2 separate regions of the Homo sapiens genome follow, and region 1 is linked to region 2. The links are chromatin contacts, found by Hi-C in ENCODE. All regions are on one chromosome and are shown on one strand. Each heading gives the region's core, a stretch centred on a gene start or an enhancer-like site at or near the end of the contact. The rest is flanking DNA. Distances are from core to core; before and after follow the strand shown. Region 1 overlaps CDH13 (cadherin 13). Region 2 has its middle 310 kb from the start of MAF.

Region 1 (5,853 bases), core at 1-2,500, 3.4 Mb after region 2:
GCATCAGAAAAGCCATTCATCTGGTTTGAAGATAGACAGGTGGTTGCTGTCACTGCACCAGCAGCTTTTGAAGTTTGCTCAGTGATATGATTACAGCCCATACTTAAGCTTCTGCTCCAGGAAGTGAGATTGACCTTTGATCCTACTCCTCATTTAAAAATTACAGATCTTGGAAAATGAACCAATCTAGAAAGATATTGGAAGCTGCTGCTGCTGCTGCTGCTGCTGCTGCTGAGGTTGGCTGTCAAACCAACTTAACTGGCCTGCATTACCTAGAATTGTTTTTTTTTTTTTTTTTCTGGTTAAAACCAATGACCTTTAAAGCCTTTTTATTTTTCCTCTGACAATCTCTAGTGGACCTATGGTCTTTTGTGAGTTCTGATGGGAATCCCAGAATCTTTCTGTAACTGTGGGTTCCAATGAGAGAGGCACATTTAACAAAGACCAGAAGAAAATCAAAACTGTTGCTCAAACTGACAGTGTATGTTCTTCATCCCACTCCTTCATTAGCTCATTCATTCATTGATTCGTTCATTCATGTGCTGGCTCTTTGTAGAAGTTGGGGGTAAACAGGCGACCAAAAGGTAGTCCGTGACCCCAGGATGTTGTAATTCAGAAGGGTAAACAGACAAGGCAGTCAACATTGTCCATTCAGTGTGAATGAGCTTGGGAGTACAACCACTTTGGAAACCCATTTTGTTAATTTACCTTTGATAGATACTTATTGAACGGTTTTTCCAAGTGTCTGTGAAGAAGACATGGTGGTGGTAGGGGGTGGGTGGATGGTTTCTGAGGACCTGATAATGTTTCTCCTTGATTTTAGTGCCAGTTACGTGGCAACTCATGGAAAACATTGAGCTGAATACTTGGGCTTTTGCACCTTTTTGTAGTGCCTTAGTGTATTTTACACAAAAAAATAAATAAAAGTATGCTCAGCCTCAGGTGTGTTGGAAATACAGAGGAGAGACCAGCCCAACTTTGGAGGAGAACAGAGAGAGGGACCCAGGAAGGCCTTCTGGGGAATATATTTGACTTGGGCCCTGAAGGAGCAACAGAAATTAGGCACTGAGTAAAATGGGACTGGATGTACCTGCACAAAGCCAGCAGCAGAAGAAAAGACATGGAGTGGAGGGAGCTGGCAGTTCATGCTTGGGGGAAGCTGAGAGTTGCTTGTGGGGCTGGAGGCCAAGGTGCAGGGCTGCAGGGGTAGGAGGGAGCAGCCAGGGAGGGGGTGGATTGGTTAAGAAACACGATGTGCATGTCATGTTGAGAAACTTGGATTTCACCCTGGAGGCGCAGGAACTAGGGGGGATTTTTCAGCAGCAGTGACAGACGCTCTTAAATCTGGGTTTTCCAATGATCAGCATGCTTGTGCCTGCACCGGGGCGCAGGATGGGAGACAGATGCCTTTTGCAGTAGTTCCGGAGAAGAAGACTGAAGACCACATTCAAGGCCCTGAGAGAGAAGAGAAGGGGACAGATACCACAGAGATCATGAGATATAGCACAACAGATAAGACTTGCTAATTAACTGTACGGGGTTACAGGGAGGGACAGGGAGAAATCAGGTTTCTTCCAGCCCAGCTTCTGGTTGGAATCACTCAGGCAGAGACACATGGGCCTGAGAGAGGATTCCCCTTATGACATAAAGCCGCAAAAATTCTCATTAGTCATTGCAAAAACATCTATTTCCGGCCTACACTGCACCAGCCAGTGGGGGAGGTCCTGAGAGATAGAGAAAGGATGAATTCTTGCCCTTAGAGAGTCACCTAGAGATTCTGGGGAGACAGCAGGTCCGAGTCTCTCTGCCTGAAACCTCTGGACAGTGTCTTTGGCTGACACTTACATGGTGGTCTTGGTTTCTTATTCAAGGTCGGTTTCCCAACTCTCATAGCATCAGCTTTAGGGCATCCCCAAATCTCTTGCAGAAGAGATGGTTCTTTCCCCTTGAGTTGTTTTGAGCCAAGCATATAACATTGTGTGAATGTTTGAAAACTTCTCTTGGTTCTCAGAATGCAATTCTGACAGTGCTGAAGGCTGCCAATTAAATGAAGATTTAGATAAAGGCTGTGTGGGAGGTGGAATGCAATATTCTTAAACCTAATAATGGCTTCCTTCTGTCTTTTTGAAGCTCTCAAATAATCCTGATTGACTGACTCTCTGCTTTGGGCATTCCCATTTTCTGGACAATTTAATACCATTTAAAATGTTTGACAACTTTTATTTGGGGGCAGACATCCTTAGGGGATGGGGCCGTGGGCAAAGATACAAATGCTGTACCATCAAAGGAACCATGGATTTAAATAAGGATTTTTTTTTTTTTCATATTCAGAAGAGGTGGGTACAGAAAGGATGAGGGCAGCTTCTCAGGTTATAGTATTAACCACGTGAAGCAGCTAACAAAGGTATGTGCCTGGCCTTGTGCTAAAGGCTTTCCTCGTATCAGTTCTTTCATCCCTCCCAACACTACTGAGGTAGATGGAGTGACTAGATCCATTATACAGGCAAAGTAGCTGAGGCCCACAGCCATAGCAAATAAACTGTGGAGCTGGTGGTCCCAGATTTCATGCTTTTAGTCATTCTCTTGGCTCTGGGGTACAGGTAAGCTTCCAGAACTGGAGGATGGAGTCCAAAAGAAACTCAAGATAATTTCCCTGCCTTTCCCATTGTATCAGGGGATTCATCTGTTCATACATTCATTCATTTTCCCAACACATTTACTGAATGCCCGCAAGCACCAGGAAAATAGCAATGGGCACAACCAGGTTCCTATCTTCATGGAGCTATTGCTTTATTGGCAGAGGCAAACAGTAAAGAAAATTCATTAGTAATCAGTGTTGCAATCAATGAGCCGGTCAATCAAGCACCATAAAAGGGTAAAGTGTGACGAAGGTGCTCCTTGTGATAGGGGTTGGGGGTGAGGGGAGGTGTCCTGGAGAGGAGACATTTCAACTGAGATCTCTCTGAAGTAGATGAGATGGCCATGTGGATCTCAAAAGGAAAGTGTATGCCAGGAAGAGCAAAAAGCAAGTGCAAAGTCCTAAAGCAGGAAATAGTGAGGCTACCGCAGTGTCGGGTCCAAGAGTAGGAGATGAGATCAGGGAGGCAGATTAGGCTGCAGGGAGGGTGTGCGTGTGATGCTGAGAGTGATGGGAAACCACTGGTGGGGTTGGGGGAGGGCAAGGCAGTGACATCATTTGTTTTTATGTGCAGCAGAGGAAGCCAAAGCAATTCAGAAGAAGCCTACAGAAGCTTACCTCCTCCACAGGCTATTTTTTTCTTGTTTACATTTGTTAATTTTACATATATATTAACTCAGTCCTCACAACCACCAAATGAAATAGGCATTGCCCTTATTATCATTCTTTCCCATTTTAACAATGGGGAAACTGAAGCTTAGAGTAGGCAAGGTCGCCCAGATAGGAAGCAATGCCTTCGGGTCATGGCTCACTACTCAAGTGCCTGAAATTTCAGCTAGCCTTTAGTGGGCACCTGCTATGTGCCAGGATCTGTATGAGGTTTGGCACCACCTAGACAGCCCCTTGAACCAGTGGCATGTCTCAGGACAGTGTGAGAGACAGAAACTTCAGCTGAGAGTTACCGTGCAAGGCAGAAAATGCTGGTCTAGCAAAAGGAACTCTGATTTCGATTTGGAAGTACAGAGAAAGAGCATCTGCCTTGGACAGAGTTATCAGTGAAAAGATGACATATGAGCTGAGACTGAAAATCATGTTGAAGATAGTCAAACAAAAGCTGGCAGTGTGGGAGTGGGGGCTTCAAGCAGAGAATCAGTGGTTCAAAGGCACAGGGTAGAAGGAGAATGGCAGCTGGCTCAGTGTGGCTGGAGAAAGAGGCTGGAGTGCACCTGGTTGCATTTGAATGGTGTGCGTGTGTGTGTGTGTGTGTGTGTGTTAATGATGGTGATGAGATGAGGGGCTAGAGAGGAAGACAGGTTGGCACCTGGTAGCATTTTTTAAAAAGCAAGTAAACCTTATTTTTTAGAGCAGGTTTAAGTTCACAGCAAAATTTGGTGGAAGGTACAGAAGTTTCCCAAGTACCTCCTATCCCCACAAATGCACAGCCTTGTCCCACTATCAACATCCCACATCAGAATGGTACATTTGTTACAGTCAATGACTCTACATTGACACATCATTATCACTCAAAGTTCACAGTTTACATGAGGGTTCACTCTTGGTGCTGTACGGTGTATGGTGGATACATGACAAATGTGTAAATTCATGTATCCACCATTATGATATCACACAGAATAGTTGTACAGCCCTAAAATACTTGCTCTGCCTATTTGCCTACCCACTCCCTTCTCCCTAACCCCTGGCAATCCACCGATCTTTCTTCTATTTCCATAGCTTTGCCTTTCCCAGAATGTCATATGGTTGGAATAATATAGTATGTAGCCTTTTCAAATTAGCTTCCTTCACTTGGTAACATGCATTGAAGTTTCCTCCATGTTTTCTTATGGTTTGGTAGCTCTTTTTTTTTTTTTTTTTTAGCATTGAATAATATTTCATTGTCTGGATGTATCACAGTTTATCCATTGACCTACTTAAGGATATCTTGGTTGCTTCTAAGTTTTGGTGATTACAAATAAAGCTGCTATAAACATTTGTGTTTCCTCATATAGATCTTGTATATATACAGTAGTTCCCCAGTTTTCATGGGGAATAAGTTCCCAGACACCCAATGGATGCCTGAAACTATGGATTGTACCAAGCCCTACATACATTATGTTTTTTTCCTGTACATACCTGTGATAAAGTTTAATTTATAAATGAGGCACAGTAAGAGATGAACAACAATTGCTCCATAAAATGGAACAATTATGACAATATGTTGTAATAAAAGTTACATGCATGTGGGCTGTCTCTCTCAAAATCTGTTGTAGCGCACTCACCCTTCTCTTTTAATCTGTCAGTCTGATAACCAAGATGGTTACTGAGTGACTAATGGATGATGGGTAAGATAGACAGGATGGATACACTGAAGAAAATGATAATTCACATTCCCGGCAGGATGGAGTGGGATGACAGAAGATTTCATCATGCAACTCAGAACAGCATGTAATTTAAAACTTATGAATTATTTTTGGAATTTTTCTATTTAATATTTTCAGACTGTGATTGACCACAGTTGAGTAAAACTGTAGAAAGCAAACCTTGGAGAAAGAGAGACTACTGTATTTTGTACATTTCATGTACACAGTTTGCTAGATTTATATGTAAATATTCCAATTTGGGGAGGGTAATGTAAATTGTATTGTGTTTTAAATTCCTGATTTCATTCATTCATTGCTGGTACATAGGAAAGTGATTGGCTTTTTTACATTAACCTCGTATCTTGTAATCTTGGCATAATTACTTATTCTTGGAGTTTGTCAATTTTTTTGGATTTCTTACATAGATAATCATTTTATCTGCAAACTAAGTTTTGTTTCTTACTTTCCAATCACTATACCTTTGTTTTCTTTTCTTATCTTACTGCATTAGCTAGGACTTCCAGGACGATGTTGAAAAACAATGGTAAGAGGGCACATCCTTGCCTTGCTACTGATCTTATCAGGAAAGCTAGTTTCCTACCATGAAGTGTGATGTTAGTTGTAGGCTTTTTGTAGTTGTTCTTTATTAAGTTGAAGAAGTTTCTGTCTGTTACTAGTTTGTTGAGAGTTATTATGAGTATTGATTTTGCCAAGTGCTTTTTCTGCATCTATTGATATGTGCATGTGATATCTATTGATATGTGCATATGAGCCTCCTGGTCATCATCCCAGGCTTAGCTCACAAAAGTTGTGAGCAGGGAGGCCACCAGGAATGTGGGGCAGGTATTATGCTTCCCA
Region 2 (5,811 bases), core at 2,979-5,478:
TCTGAGCTCCTTGAGGGTGGGGAATAGGGAATGTTTCTGATTCATCTTTGTATCTCTGGTAACTGCAACCAGCACAGTACCAGGCATTGTGAATGTCCTTCACATATTTATGGCGTGAGTGGATAGATGGACGGATGAATGGATGGATGGATGAATGGATGAATGGATAGGGTTTGTGTAAGATAATAATTTTTAAACTCAATGATGAACAAAGAAAACCATCTTTCTAGAAAAGCACGCCATGTTACATTAGACATATGAAACTTCCTCCCAGTTCACAATAAGTACATTCCAGAAAGTTTACACTTTGGGCTAGAATTTGCAATATATTCTTTTTAAAAGCTTCTTAAAATTGGTAAAAAGTTCTCCTCATTCTAGAGCAGTGTAAGCATAAATCTTTGTATTTTAAAAAGATCCTCAAATGCTTAATTTGTAGTCCCAAATTCTACATCCAACGCCTTTAGGTCACCTATATGCTTTTCTGATGACTGAAAGAAAGGGAATGACAAACTTTTAAAAAACGATTAAAAAGATCTCTTAAAAAACATTTTGCAAGTCTTTGAAGCTGTCATAAAAATCTTAGGTAGTTTCTGAAAATTGTCCAAATATGGTAGTGTCGCCATAACCAATTGCTCAGCAATCATTACAGACTCTGGGTTAGCTCTGACAAAGGAACTAATATTCTGAAAATGAAAGTATCTGAGAACTAAGCACAGGCCGCACAGAACCTGCACGCTGCTTTGGCACTTGCACTACCTCCAGAGACCTTGGGCAGATGCACCTGAACTTTCACCAAGCTGCTTGGCCTGTCCTCAAACAGACATGCCAGTGTCTCCTGCACGGGGTAGCTGGGGAGCTAATCTGCTTCACTCACCTTCCATTTAAGTGAAACCATAATCTACCCCCTGCACCTCCTCCTCAAAAAAAAAAAAAAAAAAGACAAAGCCCCATAGTAGTGATTGATGGCAGAACAAGGGTCCTTTTAGCACAAATTTACACTTACCATGTTCCTCAACTACAAGGTATTTTAATAAAGTTAATCTCCTGATATTTGTGCTAGAAATTGCTGGTATTAAGTGGCGATTTAGCAGAACACCACTGACCCTTCAGCAAGCTTTGCGCCCAGGAGCTTAAAGCAAACAAGCTATGGCAAACCACCTCCATCCGCCTTCTACCCCAGCAGAACTCCCTTTGGTATGAAGGTCTTGATATGAAAGATGTTGCACTTCCTTCTTTCTGCCATATGCATTCTTGCAGCAAGAAAAGGTGAAGGACGGGTACTACTTCCACACCATCCAAAGGCAAATGCCCCATTCACTTGGCAACATCACCCCTTAGAGGGTTCCACTGGGTAATTACAAAATACCTGAGTGGCAACTATATGCTGGGCCTAAAGTAAGGCATCAAAAAATTTACCCAAAACCTTTACATCTAGCTCATTGCAGACGCCTAACATAAAAGGGCACCAGGAAAGAGAGCAGAGATATTTCTAGTTCGGCAGATGTCTGCCAATGCTTTTCTCACATTTTGACCATCATCATAATAATCCCAATGATATAATCATCGATAATAATAATGTTAGTCATAAAACAAGGGTGACTTTTTAAGAAAGGTTGGGAAGTTGTTTCAAACTGTGCAGGGCTGGTGTCACAGGAAAATGTCAAACTTTCCACTTTAACTTCCGTTTTTCAGGCATGAACACTTTGCTTTGGGGGAAATCTGGGCACTATGAGGGCTCAACCTGAGAACAAACTTCAAGTGTGCACCGTGCCTCTTTTCTGCTCATCTCTCAGTCACCTGGACTCGTTAAAAATACAGAACTCTGGGTCCAGCCAGACTGAAAATCAGCTCTCCCCCCAGCCAACAGTCCAAGCCTGGATTTCCACGAAGGCACGCGGCTCTCTTTACAGATTGCAGATTTACATGGTAAAAATAGAAACGTACGGCATCACATGTATATGCAAATTTGCCAACCAAACTCAGTGCTGAAAATAGTTATTTACTATTTGGCTTGCATATTGGCCCAGAAAACCTTCCATACCTATTTCATGCTCATTTAAATTCTTTAAGAGTTCCTGACCCATTTAAATTCCTTGAGGGATGCCTGGCTTCATAGGCATTTGTCTGCTGCTCTCCCCAGCAGCTTTTAAAGAAATATTGCCTGTCAGTGCAGACTGGACTTTGGAAAAAATATCTATTAAAAAAATATTTTTAATATATACGGCCCCCCTTTCGTTAGGTCTTTAAGCCATAATATATACGGCCCCGCTTTCCTTAGGTCCATTCTGGGCACTGTTTAGCCACGAGTGGCCTTGGACCTAGAATTAGGGCTTCCTTCTTGATAGCTCCTTTAGGATTAGGGACGAGAATGCCTAAGCTGTACAGCTGGAAAATAGGGACAGCAGTTTTTCCGAAAATTTGGTCCCTGGACACCTACATCAGAGTCCCCTAGGTGTGGGGAGCAGGGAAGGCTTGTGCAAAACGCAAGCTCCTGACTCCTCTCTAGAACCGCTGACTCTGAATTTCTGGGAGTGGGACTCTGGATGTTGCTTTTATAGGAAGTTTACCATGGTGATTCTGGTGGCCTCCAGGGGTGGGGAATCCATTACTCAGAAACCACCCTGAAATCCTGAAAGTGTGCTGCTCAGGAGCTGGATTCCGCAAGGCCAGAGGGCACCGCAGGACTCACCACCAAATGAGGGCACTGACGTCCTGCAGGAAGGCGGGAGGTGACTTCCCCAACGTGACCAGCGCACACTGAGGTCTGCACTGCCATTCTTTCCAGGAGCAATTCTGGTGCTCACAGAAGGGACCACTGTTCCTAAGGGCAGTGTGGCAAATTATTCCCACTGCACAACTGGCTGAGCCAAAGGGGCACCATCTCTGCCCCCATATTTAGGGACGATGACTCAGTACAGTTTGGGTTCTACAGCACGACAGTGTGTGTTTAAACCCTGGCCCTACCTCCCACTGGCTACTTCAGTTTACAGAGGAAATGATAACAGTTCCTACCTAATAAGTTTATTGAGAGATCAAATAAGATCAATATTGATAGGCATCTGGGTGATATGGGCCAACTAGTCAGCCCTTAATAAGCAGTAGCTAGCTGGTTTTTCTTTTAAAATACTTTTAAAATACTTTTTAAATACTTTTTTGTTTAAAAACCGTTTAGAATTTACAGCATTCCAAAGACTCTCCCCAGAAAGTCTATCTAGGTGAACAGGCAAGTTTGGTTTGGAAAATGAGGTGATGATGCAAAGTGAAGCCTACAGAAACTATGGAACCTTCTTAGAAAAGTCCTCTGTACTATCCTCTGCTAGAGAAGGAAGCTGAGGTCACCTGATATTGAAAAGTTGGCCCCACCATCAAGTAGCAGATAGTTTCATAGCATAAATTCACTGCCAACTACTTAGTGGGTTCTTGATACATTTGGCAGTATGCTGTTTCTCATCTTCACTCACACATTTATTTGCCACACCATTATCCTTGCATGCACACGTGTATATGTGCATGCACACTTGAACAATAATACTTCTTTCACTCACTTTTTTCAGCATAGGCAAAGACACATCTATTGAAATATCTATCCAGGCATACATACTGGTGCCTCACATAGATACAGAACTTGCTCAGAGCTACCCACAGACATTCCCACGCATCTTTAACAGGTGAAACAACCCAGACAGAGGCAAATGCCCACACGTCCACCCGTTCTCACATGGCCGTATCCACAGGCTCCCACACAACCCAGGACACAGCTTTGTGTGCCTCTGCACAAACACCCTCGTAGAGACACAACTGCACAAATGCACTCAACATGCCTCTTCCCCGCCTCCTCCCACACAAACGTATCGACGAGTTCTTGGAGTATGGCACAGACCTGACTCTCTGGCAAAAAACCAAAAAACAAACAGACAAAAAAACCCTTTGGAAACCCATTAAAAACCGAAGCCAGAAGTGAGCGTCCCCTTCGCGTTATGTCAGCAGGCTGCTGACTGTGGGAGCAGGGAGCATGAACACAAACGAACATTCCAGAATCAGCTTTGTTGTCCTCCACGTACTCTGCCTTCCTTTTTTTTTTTTTTTTTTCCTTCAGCAACAACAGAAATCTGTGAAATGACTGAGGGTGGTTAATTAAGCATTGCAGCCCATATTCCACTGCAGTTTCAATTGGATATGGTGTTCTCTTTCACTTCCTGTTATGCAGGATTGCGGCAGGCTGTTAGACACCTGCCACGCTCCCAGCCCAGCTGCTGTTCAGCTAGGGGCAGAGAGGAAGCACTCCCGGGCCCTCGGCCTTGAGAGGGTCTCATTCTGCAAACCAGCCCCTTCCCGGTGAGGCGGGGGCTGGCGGGGGAGGCACAGCTGATGTGAGTCCACACTGGAAGCTTGAGGACCAGCAGCTGGCGGTAAAGACCTTAGTCCATTGTGAGGGTTGTGGCAGGAGGCCAAGTGTTTTCCCCCAAACCCCCAAACCCTGAGTCCTGCCATGACCCACGTGTAATTAAAGCTGGAGTGTCTACGCAGGCCGGAAATCAGATGTTATTTTTTGGTTTGCCTGGATCCCTTAGCGTCAGGAATCAGACTGCATGCAGAAACATCCACTTGTTTGTTGAGCCATTTATTTGCTCATTCATTCATCCACTCATTCTTTCATTCACTCATTCATTTATTCACTCATTCATTCATTCACTCATTCTTTCATTCACTCATTCATTTATTCACCCATTCATTCACTCACTCATTCTTTCATTCACTCACTCATTCATTTATTCATCACCTTGGGAGAACCTCCTATGGGTTAGCTTCTCTGTGTTAGGCAGTCACCAAACAGACAAGGCACATTTTAATTTTAATAAAGCTAGCTAACCCTCCTCATCGTAGCTCCGATTTATTGAGAACCCATTATGTGCCAAACAACATGTGCCATACCAGTGAGCTCCAGCACCCTTTATTTAACAAAACTACTCCCAGTTCCTTGGGGATATTTTTCACTGCTTGTAATTACTCTGTTTTTATCAGAAAACAGAGAGGAAGGCATTGGAGGGAGGGCAGAGGGAGGGTGAAGGGGAAGCAGGGGAGGAGTGGACTCCAGGCTTCTTCAAGGAGATGATGACAGTGATGGATTAATGATGCTCACAAGTTCTTTGATGCTTCTGCCATCAAGAGGTGGGGTGTGTATCTCCTCCCCTTGAGCCTGGGCTGACCTGCTTTGACTAATAGTGTACAGTGAAAGTCACACCATCGCCATTTCTGATATTTCAAGGCAGTTTCTATTTCCTTTCTCTTGGAGATCTGAGTTGCTACATCCTAAGCCGGTTACATAAGAATCCCGAGGCTGCCATGCTGTGAGGAGGTCCAAGCTGCTACGTGGGGAGGCCATGTGGACAGAGAGTGAGCTGCCTATTCAGCCCCCAGCCCTTGGGAGTCATCACAGTTTAGCTCCATACATCACTGAACAAAGCAAAGTCACCTCTGCTGAGCCCTGTGTGAATTCCTGACACGTGAAATTTTGAGATACAGTAATAATCAATTATTTTAAACCATTAAGTTTTGGGAAGGTGTTGTTATATAGAAATAGATAATAAGCTTATTGACTGAGTAGTGGAATCTTACAGGTGAGTGAATTAGGTAAACATGAGGAAAGGAAGGACATTCCAGGTGGAAGAGAATAAGCAGTGTGTTGTTTGTTTGTTTTTTGAGATAGGGTCTCGCTGTGTCACCCAGGCTGGAGTATAGTGGTGCCATCTCAGCTCACTGCAACCTCCTCCTCCCAGGTTCAAGCAATTCTCCTGCCTCAGCCTCCTGAGT

Evidence for each region. A loop is a pair of places that touch in the nucleus more often than their neighbours do. Pooled maps may share reads with other maps.
Region 1: a loop to region 2 is called in a map with no recorded cell type, with 6 times the contacts of the local background. The contact joins two enhancer-like sites. A Hi-C loop is called at or near these places in 2 of 37 single-sample maps with no recorded cell type and 6 of 50 pooled maps.

Annotation. Positions count from the first base shown.
Region 1 is chr16:82,652,426-82,658,278 of GRCh38, forward strand. The region is part of intron 1 of CDH13 (cadherin 13); the gene reads left to right. Among named protein-coding and RNA genes, the nearest start is that of CDH13, 28 kb to the left of the region's middle. RefSeq lists enhancers at 1,055-2,254, 1,175-1,674, 1,496-1,705, 1,756-1,805, 2,046-2,095 and silencers at 2,999-3,293, 3,228-3,277. Within about 2 kb of position 1,251, at least 13 of the 41 ENCODE cell types and tissues checked have a DNase peak (open chromatin) inside an H3K27ac peak, as active enhancers do.
Region 2 is chr16:79,283,048-79,288,858 of GRCh38, forward strand. It overlaps a transcript of MAF not described here. Among named protein-coding and RNA genes, the nearest start is that of MAF, 310 kb to the right of the region's middle. RefSeq lists an enhancer at 4,341-4,841. Within about 2 kb of position 4,229, at least 12 of the 41 ENCODE cell types and tissues checked have a DNase peak (open chromatin) inside an H3K27ac peak, as active enhancers do.